2 separate regions of the Homo sapiens genome follow, and region 1 is linked to region 2. Evidence: read pairs that join two places in POLR2A ChIA-PET (ENCODE). Cell type or tissue: MCF 10A. All regions are shown on one strand. Links, peaks and the distances in the headings refer to the core of each region. The heading gives the core; the rest is flanking DNA.

What was found. Peaks named below come from ENCODE experiments on the same cell type or tissue, not always from the same donor. Only the 100,000 strongest peaks of a DNase experiment are listed, where the experiment ranks them.
Region 1: POLR2A ChIA-PET joins it to region 2 with 6 read pairs; 2 of 35 experiments call an interaction of 5 or more read pairs at or near these places.

The regions. Positions count from the first base shown.
Region 1 is chr17:13,360,538-13,364,940 of GRCh38, forward strand. LOC105371543 (a long non-coding RNA gene) reads right to left here. Exons shown (of 5, transcript XR_934238.3): 3 at 1,227-1,332. Among named protein-coding and RNA genes, the nearest start is that of LINC02093, 56 kb to the left of the region's middle. RefSeq lists an enhancer at 2,178-2,679. In MCF 10A, for the core only: no CTCF peak of the experiment used is centred there; no DNase peak of the experiment used is centred there.
Region 2 is chr17:13,414,172-13,418,574 of GRCh38, forward strand. No RefSeq gene overlaps it. Among named protein-coding and RNA genes, the nearest start is that of LINC02093, 110 kb to the left of the region's middle. In MCF 10A, for the core only: no CTCF peak of the experiment used is centred there; a DNase peak (open chromatin) is centred at 2,050.

The sequences.
Region 1 (4,403 bases), core at 153-4,152, 54 kb before region 2:
TTTGTATCTGGTGGCAGAAGCTCTCCTATTTCCAGATGTAGAAAGGACAGAGCACTTTTGAAACACATACAGTGTCCTGTGCTCAGCGTTGGCTGTGTTTTTAATGCAATTTGTTATTTAATCCTCACAACAGCTCTGCAAGCTTGGGGTTGTGGTTCACAATTTTTACTGATTGGGCGACTGAGATGCAGAAAGGCCACAGTTACTCAGTTTGTATGTGAGCAGTCCAAGGTTCAAACCCATGTCTGTTGGACAGTAAACTACTTTTCTTTTTACTGTTACACTCTTATTGTACCTGTTTGGTACTCTCATTAAAAAATATGTATAGCTGAGTGATCTCGGCCAAGCCACATTATCTTTCTGGCATACTTTATAGTGCATAAAATAAGAGGAGTGAATGAAATAAGTATAAGCGTTTAACCTCATTTTTCTTTCAAATATTTGTTCAGTATATATGATGTACTGAGGATCAAAATACTAAATAATAAATTGGCATTTTACTAGCAACAAAATTTATAAAAACATCCAAGAGTTAACTTAGTAAGAAGTGCTAATGAAAGCACTACCAAATTGACACAATTAACATTCATAAAATATACCATCCCGAAATAGCAGAATACACATTTCTCTCTAGCTCACATGGAACAGTCACTAAAATAGACTGAATTCCAGGACATAAAACACACTTTTATAAATTTAAAATATAGAAATCATACAACATATGTTCTTACACCACAATGGACTTGAACTAGAAATTATTAACAGAAAGAAAAGAACATTCTCAGATTTTTGGAGATTTGACAACATATTTCTAAGTAATATGTGGATCAAAAAAGAAGTCTCAATATACACTTAGAAAATATTTTGAACTAGGGTCAGGTGCGGTGGCTCACGCCTGTAATCCCAGCACTTGGGAGGTCGAGGCCAGGATCACCTGAGGTCAGCAGTTCAAGACTAGCCTGACCAACATGGCGAAACCCCGTCTCTACTAAAAATACAAAAATTACCTGGGCATGGTGGAGCCTGCCTGTAATCCCAGCTACTCAGGAGGCCGAGGCAATAGAATCACTTGAACCCGGGAGGCAGAGGTTGCAGTGAGCAGAGATTGGGCCATTGCACTCCAGCGTGGGGGACAGGGCGAGACTCTGTCTCAAAAAAAAAAAAAAAAAAAAAAAAAGCAAAAAAGAAACTATTTTGAACTAAACAAAAATGGAAATACAACTTACCAAAACTTGTGGCATGCGGTAAAAATGGTGCTTAGCGGGAAATGTATAGTATTAAATGCATATGTCAGAAAAAGAAGATCCAAGTCCAATCTCATACCTTCTGAATCTAGAGAAAGAAGAGTAATTTAAGCCTAAAATGAACACGAAGAAAGAAAAAGTATTTAAGTGAGGGTAGGAAGTGGTGAGAGAGTTGAGAGATTGCCCATGGGTACGATGTTCACTCTTTGGATGATGGGCACACTAGAAGCCCAATCTTCACCAGCACGCAATATACCCACGTAACAAACATGCACAGGTACCCCCTGAATCTAAAATAAAATAAAATTTAAAATTTAGATTAAAAAATCAACAAAATTTAAAACAAAAGCTCAATAGAGAAAACCAGTGAAACCAAAAGCTGGTTCTTTGAAAAGATTCATAAAATTCATAGACTTCTAGCCAGGTGTATCAAGGTTAAAAGAGGCAACTAAAGAGGGGTAACCATTACGGATCTCATCGGCAAAAGGAATTAAATATTCTACCAGATTTAAGGAATGGCTTGACCTTTTAAGAGAAGAAAGAGCTGATGCTGCTAACAAAATGATCATTTTATTAACAGATGGATGGTGTTGGATGGGAGGATGAAATCATTTTTAGAAGAATGTGTCACGTCTCAGGAAGAGCCAGTAGATACTGTGGGACCATCAGCAAATGGACACATGAGAAATGAAGGAGCTGGACATGCCAAGGTCAGAATTGGTGGAAACAATCCAACCACAGGGCTATGCCACTCCCCTAAAAGAGAAATGGTCAGTAGTACAAATGTCAATTCCAAAATGAAAGTAGCTGGTGCTTCGCAGCGGCTTGGAAGTAGGTTTTCCTGAGCACCTTCCAGTCCCCTCAAATAAACAAGGAATGTGTGTAAAAATAATGAACTTGCCATTCGTGTGCAGTTTTAAGGAAGGCTCCTAGACAAATCCTTCCCCCCATACAAAAGGCTGACCCTAGGACCCTCCTACGTAGAAATTCTGAAGTGGTCATTGCAGCCAGTGAAATCAGGAATAACAAGGAACTTATTTCAGTATCCAAAGGAGTTCCCTATGAGGATGGGTCACAGCTGCAGGAACGTCTCAAAAATCACAGCCACCCACATAGATGACACAGCACCTCATCATGGTTCCAGCTGAGCGGATGAATAATCACCTCCCTAGGGATAAGGCATACAGACCAGACCCCCAGCAGGAGTTCTCAGTGTTAGGGAGCTTGCTAGTGCTCTGTCACACTCACGGCAAGGCTGCTTGGGGGAACAGGGAGAACAGAAAAGGAAGACAGAAAATCTCAGTGGCATGGACAGGGCGAACAAGAATACCAATTCCTGCCACAAACAAAAAGTGTACTTCAGATCCTAACTTCAAGTAATTTAATTATTATTATATTGTTCATTTTAAAGCTAAGAAAACAGGTCAGAGCAATCACTTAGTATAGCTAATAAAGTCATGTAACAATTAAGTGACAGAGCTGATTAAGATTCTCTGAACTGAAATAAGATTTTCTGTCTCTATCACCATATGGACTTCCTACTATTAATTCATGGTGTCTGATCAACATTGTCAGCTGTTGCCTTCCCCAGCACCAAGTTTTTGCAGCCGTCAAGCTGAAATTCACACTATTTTCTAGTCATTCATGAGCAGGTGCATATTAACTTCTCTGGAGTTGTTTATGCCTAAAATGAGAGTAGAATTAATAATATCAACATTAGCAGTTGGGAATATGATACACTATTAATTAACCTAATTGTAAGTGAATCTAAAATCTAAAAGATTTTATAATCTAAAACCTTAAAATCTAAAAGGTTTACACATATATTTGGTTAAAGGATTCTGTAAAGATGCATAACTTGGGGGCATAAGAGATATATGTAATCATAAGAGCTGTAAATACAAATAAACTCTTCATAGGAGTAAGTTTAGATTTTGTAGAAAATAAAGAAGCTAGGAAGCCATTTACTGTTAGGAGGTGGAAAAACCTAGGTTATCTATTGTCATGAAATCCAGGGGCAACAAGTTCTCAAAAAAGCATGGAAACTCAGTATTGTTAAAAGCCCAGTACATTCAATGAAAGCAAAGTAACTGGAAGTGGCTAGAAGGAAATCTTTGACGATCTTGATGAGAGAATAATCAAGGAAGTTATTGGAATGAACCCCAGACTGCATGGAATCAAAATTGGCTTGAGGTAAGTGTAGCAGATGGCATAAATGACACACAACTTGGGGCAGGGACCACACACCATTTGCTTAAGTATCTGGGCAATGAAAGGGAGAAACAGCAGTAGTAAAGGGAAGTAATAGTTTTCTTAATAGCTGATGAGATCTGTGCAGTAAGAGTAGAGATGTAAAAAACAGATGGACTTAGTGTTGGAAGCAAAACTCCAAGAAGCTGAGAATGAATGGGATCATGAGCATGACTAGGGGTGTGACACAGTCACCTAGAGACAGAGCTATGCTTTGATGAAGAATGAGATGGATAAAGTTACAGAGATGGTTTCTCTTACTAGAAAAAACTTCAAGTTAGATTTCCTGTTGGGCAAATATTTCAGGAGTAAGCTCTATGCCAGGGATCTCAAACTCAAATACCTTCTGGAACCAGGAAGGTGATAGCATGAGTGAACTGATGTGACAGGCAATTACTAAAGAACCTTAACTTTCCTCCAAGTGAGGTGCTCTCTCCCATTTTTCTTAAAGCACGCAAGCAACCTTCTTAGCTTATCTTTTACTTTCTGAATTTTGATAGAGACATGGTCAGGGAGGAGGGTTTTCCTTTATTGAGAAATCCAACGTTCCATGTGTGCTTATAAATACAACTGCCACTTGGTCTCAGAGTCAAAGACACAATACTGAGTCCAAATGGAGTTAGAATGTGTGTCCTAAAGAGAAAGGTCACTAACCAGTTCCTACTCAATTTAATCACGTGAGTGTGTAGGCTAGGAACTGTCAGATATTTTAAGAGAAGCCAGAACTCTACCTGTTTATGTGAAATATTCTCATTTTCAATGTTGGCTCAATTGAAAAGCAAAACAAGGCTAGGTAGGCCATCTGGGCAGCAGACCTGCCCACGCATCAATCTCCATCCTCTGTTGCAGACATTCAATTAAACCTGTCACAGACCAGGAAAACCACTTTTGATACCTGAAAGTCAAAGT
Region 2 (4,403 bases), core at 325-4,324:
ACCTCAGGTGATCCACCCACCTCGGCCTCCCAAAGTGTTGGGATTACAGGCGTGAGCCACCGCACCCGGCCAGGAATAACTGGCAAATTAAGTGAAAGGAAAAACAGAGGAGGTTGTTGCAAAACTCAGCCCTGTGGCAGTGGGGGAGCAGAAATGAGACCAGATTTAAGTTGTTTTTGAGCTCAGATTCACAGGATTTGGTGGCCGTTTGGTGTCTTCAACTTCTAAATAGTAAAAAGCGAAAGAGCTATACGATCTCAAGAGAAATTAGAGTATTGAACTTCTAAATAGTTGCTATTTATGGTAAGTAATGCTGGGTTATCTTTTCTTTTTTTTTTTTTTTTAAATTTAATTCTATTTTAAGTTCCAGGATATATGTGCAAAACATGCAGGTTTGTTACATAGGTAAACGTTTGCCATGGTGGGTTGCTGCACCTATCAACCCATCACCTAGGTATTGAGCCCCACATGCATTAGCTGTTTATCTTGATGCTCTCCCTCCCTGTACGCCATCCCCCCGACAGGCCCGGTGTGTGTTGTTTACCTCCCTGTGTCCATGTGTTCTCATTGTTCAGCTCCCGCTTATGAGTGAGAACGTGCAGTGTTTGCATGCCAGTCAGAATGTCGATTATTAAAAAGTCAAGAAACAGCCCAGGCTTGGTGGCTCACTCCTGTAATCCCAGCACTTTGGGAGGCTGTGGCTGGTAGATCACCTGAGGTTAGGAGTTGCAGACCAGCTTGGCCAACATGGCGAAACCTCATCTCTACTGAAAATGTAAATTAGCCAGGCATGGTGGTGTGCGCGTGTAGTCCCAGCAACTTGGGAGGCTGAGGCAGGAGAATCACTTGAACCTGGGAGGCGGAGGTTGCCGTGAGCCGAGGTCATGCCACTGCACTCCAGCCTGGGTGACAGAGTGAGACTCAGTCTGAAAAAAAAAAAAAGTCAAGAAACAACAGATGCTGGCAAGGCTATGGAGAAATAGGAACGCTTTTACACTGTTGGTGGGAAGTAAATTAGTTCAACCATTGTGGAAGACAGTGTGGCGATTCCTCAAGAATCTAGAACCAGAAATACCATTTGACCCAGCAATCCAATTACTGGGTATACACCCAAAGGAATATAAATCATTCTAGTATAAAGATACATGCACACATATATTCGTTGCAGCACCAACCCAAATACCCATCAATGATAGATTGGATAAAGAAAATGTGGTACATATACACCAGGGAATACTATGCAGCCATAAAAAGGAACGAGATCATGTCCTTTGCAGGGACATGGATGAAGCTGGGTTTTCTATTTATATGCTCATGATATAAAGTTGTTTTAAAAATATCTAGTTAGATAGAGAAGGAGATAATCCATTTAATGGAAAAAATTAAGTTAATTATAACATGTGGCATGTGGTCATAATAAATTTTGTGAAGGTAGATCTGATAAAATTAATGAAGAATAACAGGGTTTTGGCCTGGAGGTATAGATATTGGAGTCTTCATCATGGAAATGGTAGATGGAAATATAGGGAATGATGATTTCACCCAGAGAAAGTATGCAGACCTTAGCTACAAACTGATATTGACAATAAGAATCTTCAAAATGAAAAGGCAAAACATTTACATTTATCCCAAGGTGGGAGAATCACCGTTAGCACAGAGTCTAAGCAAAAGATCTCTTAGATAAATACATCTTGCGTTTCCTGAATTGACATTGTGAGCTCATAACCTAAGTTTTGCCAAATGAAGTGTGTCTGGCAGTGCAGCACGCAGACTCTTAGTGAGCGTGGGCATTTCAGGAGGTGGTAGAAAGACGGAGCCTGACTCATTAATCAGTGAAAGAATCAAAGAGCTATCTTTAGAATGAACGGACAGTTCTGAAATTCAGCTGATTTCCAAGGTCAGTGGGTCATATCCACAAATATTTACTGAGCACGCACTCGGTGTCAGGTGGACTCAGGTATCAAGAAAAGACTCTTGGTGAGATTCCTGCCCCTCCCCCATCCAAACCCAAGCAGCCCAAATCCGGGGCCCTTACATGTGGACTTCATCCCATCTGATAACAGCAGCAATGATGTCACTTTGGCTTCTTGCCGAAGTCCTTCAAAACGCTCATGCACAGGAGCCGACTGGAGGACAGTCAGTTGTAAGCCTCATTGCTTGCCAAAAACGTGGGTGGCAGGCCAGGCCCGCTTCCTCAGATCACACTCAGAAAACTCAGAAATCCAAGCTGTCATCTGACATTCGACTAAAGAGTGTTTAGATTCCATGCCAGGCTTGTGTACTTGCTATGAGGTCTCTTTCCCTTCATGTGCAGACCTCTGTTCAGGAAGCCGATGTGACACCAGCCCCCGCAGAAACCACAGCTAATGCATGCTCAGGACCCCAGTATTCCTTTTGGAGGGGCAAGGAGTGTTTTGCCAATTTAGATAAAATACCTAAAGCACCAAGTACCGAATCAAATTGTCTGATTTCTTCTAACTTAATCCATGAAGGGGAATAGGCTGCACAAATGCTTCCTAAAATTGTGAGTTTAAGAAAAAAAATTTGCATTTTAGAGAAACATGACACAAAGACCAGGTAAACTTAGGCTGAGTTTGCAAAAACAAACAGCCAGTTATTGCTATAAAAATGATTGAATCTTTGTATGATTAAAAGAAAACTACAGATAGATAGGTAGGTGGATAGAAGGAGGGAAGGATAGATACATGGATAGATAGATACATGGGTGGATGGATAGATGGATGAATGGACAGATGGATAGATAAACAGGTACATGGATGGATGGATGGATGGATGGATAGATACATGATAGATAGATTGATTGATTATGTCTAGCGTGGCCTGGCACTAATTACTAAAATGCAAGTCAATAAAAACATAGGGGAAAAGTCACTGAGTTTGGCCTCTTGAGATCACTGCTTCAGCGTGTGGCATGGAAACAGTCACTCAATTTCTTGAGCCTGTCTTGCCTCATCCATTACATGGGGATAAGCATGTGGCCCTTGTGGAGTTAATAATAGTACCATGATTATTAATAGTAACTAAAATGCTGCTGGATATCAGGTATTAGATTAAGAATGTTATATAAAGACTCTCAATTGGTCCGTAAGGCAATCCTGTAAGGGAGACTATTTTACAAATGTCCTTTTCCAACAAGAAAAATGAGTCACAGAGAGGTTTCCTAAGTTGTCCAGAGTCACATCCCTGGCTAGTGGGGAAGTCCAGGTCCATCTCTACCAAAACCTATGTACATTTTCACCACTGTGTCTGAGACACTGGACATAAAAATGTTTGGGAAACTGCCAAGTGAAATATATAGCAAACGCATGCTAGTGAAATACATATCCAATGCATAAATATGTAAAATGCAATTCATTATCAACTAATAAGCACGTCTGGCCTGTGACTTGGCTTAATTCCAGGGAATGCCAAATTCTGGTGCATGTTTGTATATAACAAATTGGGCTGGAGCCCCAGAAGTTGCTAGGGAAAGGACTGAAGTTTGGGTGGTGTCTTATTCTGGGGAGCTACAGAGATGTTCATTTCTCATCCTGCTGTCCTTGGCTTCAGGGCAGGATCCCAAAAGGCAGATCTCAGCACTGGATGGAGAAGAAGGCAGTAGATTCAGCTTTCCTGCATTTGGAACTCAAAGGCAGTGATGTGAACCAATCATAGCATAGGAAGCAAACCACAACATGCAAAAATGCCACTGCAACCCCAAACAGGAATTATTAGAAAGGAGAGCAAGGAGCTTCTCACTGCAAATCACAGGGCTGCAGACATTAGGGGAGAGTGATGGAGCTCACTCTCCATACCCCCAGCCACACAAAGCCTCAATTTCATTTATTTCTGAGTTATTAGGTTGGTGCAAAAGTAACTGGGGCTTTTGTCATTGCTTTTGATGACAAAAAACTCAATTACTTTTGCACCAACCTAATTTAAGAAGATCCTGAAAAGATACACACGTGCACTTTGGGAGAGCAGCTATCAGCACAGCAGCCTCATAGCCCAGGCAATTCAAACGTGTACAAATGTGTGCTGTGAATGCAGCTCCACTATTACACCTCACCACACCTGTATTATAAACGTAATGTTGCTATTTCCATTAGATGTTATTATACATTATAGGCCTTTGCCGTCACATATGAATAACAAATAGCAGAACTTGAATTATATGTATGTGTGTATGTGTGTGTGTGTGTATATATGTAAACATTATAGAAGGTACCTCCTGACCATTTAAATGCATTTCCCTGGAGTTAGAAATGACAATGGGAAGCTACAGAATTCAACACAATCAACCCAGTTCATGGCTGTCCTGTTGGAGAGAGGCTTAGGTCCCTGTTCCCAGTTCTGCAGAACTTACCTGCCCCATCTCTACCTCTGCTCTTTTTTTTTTTTTT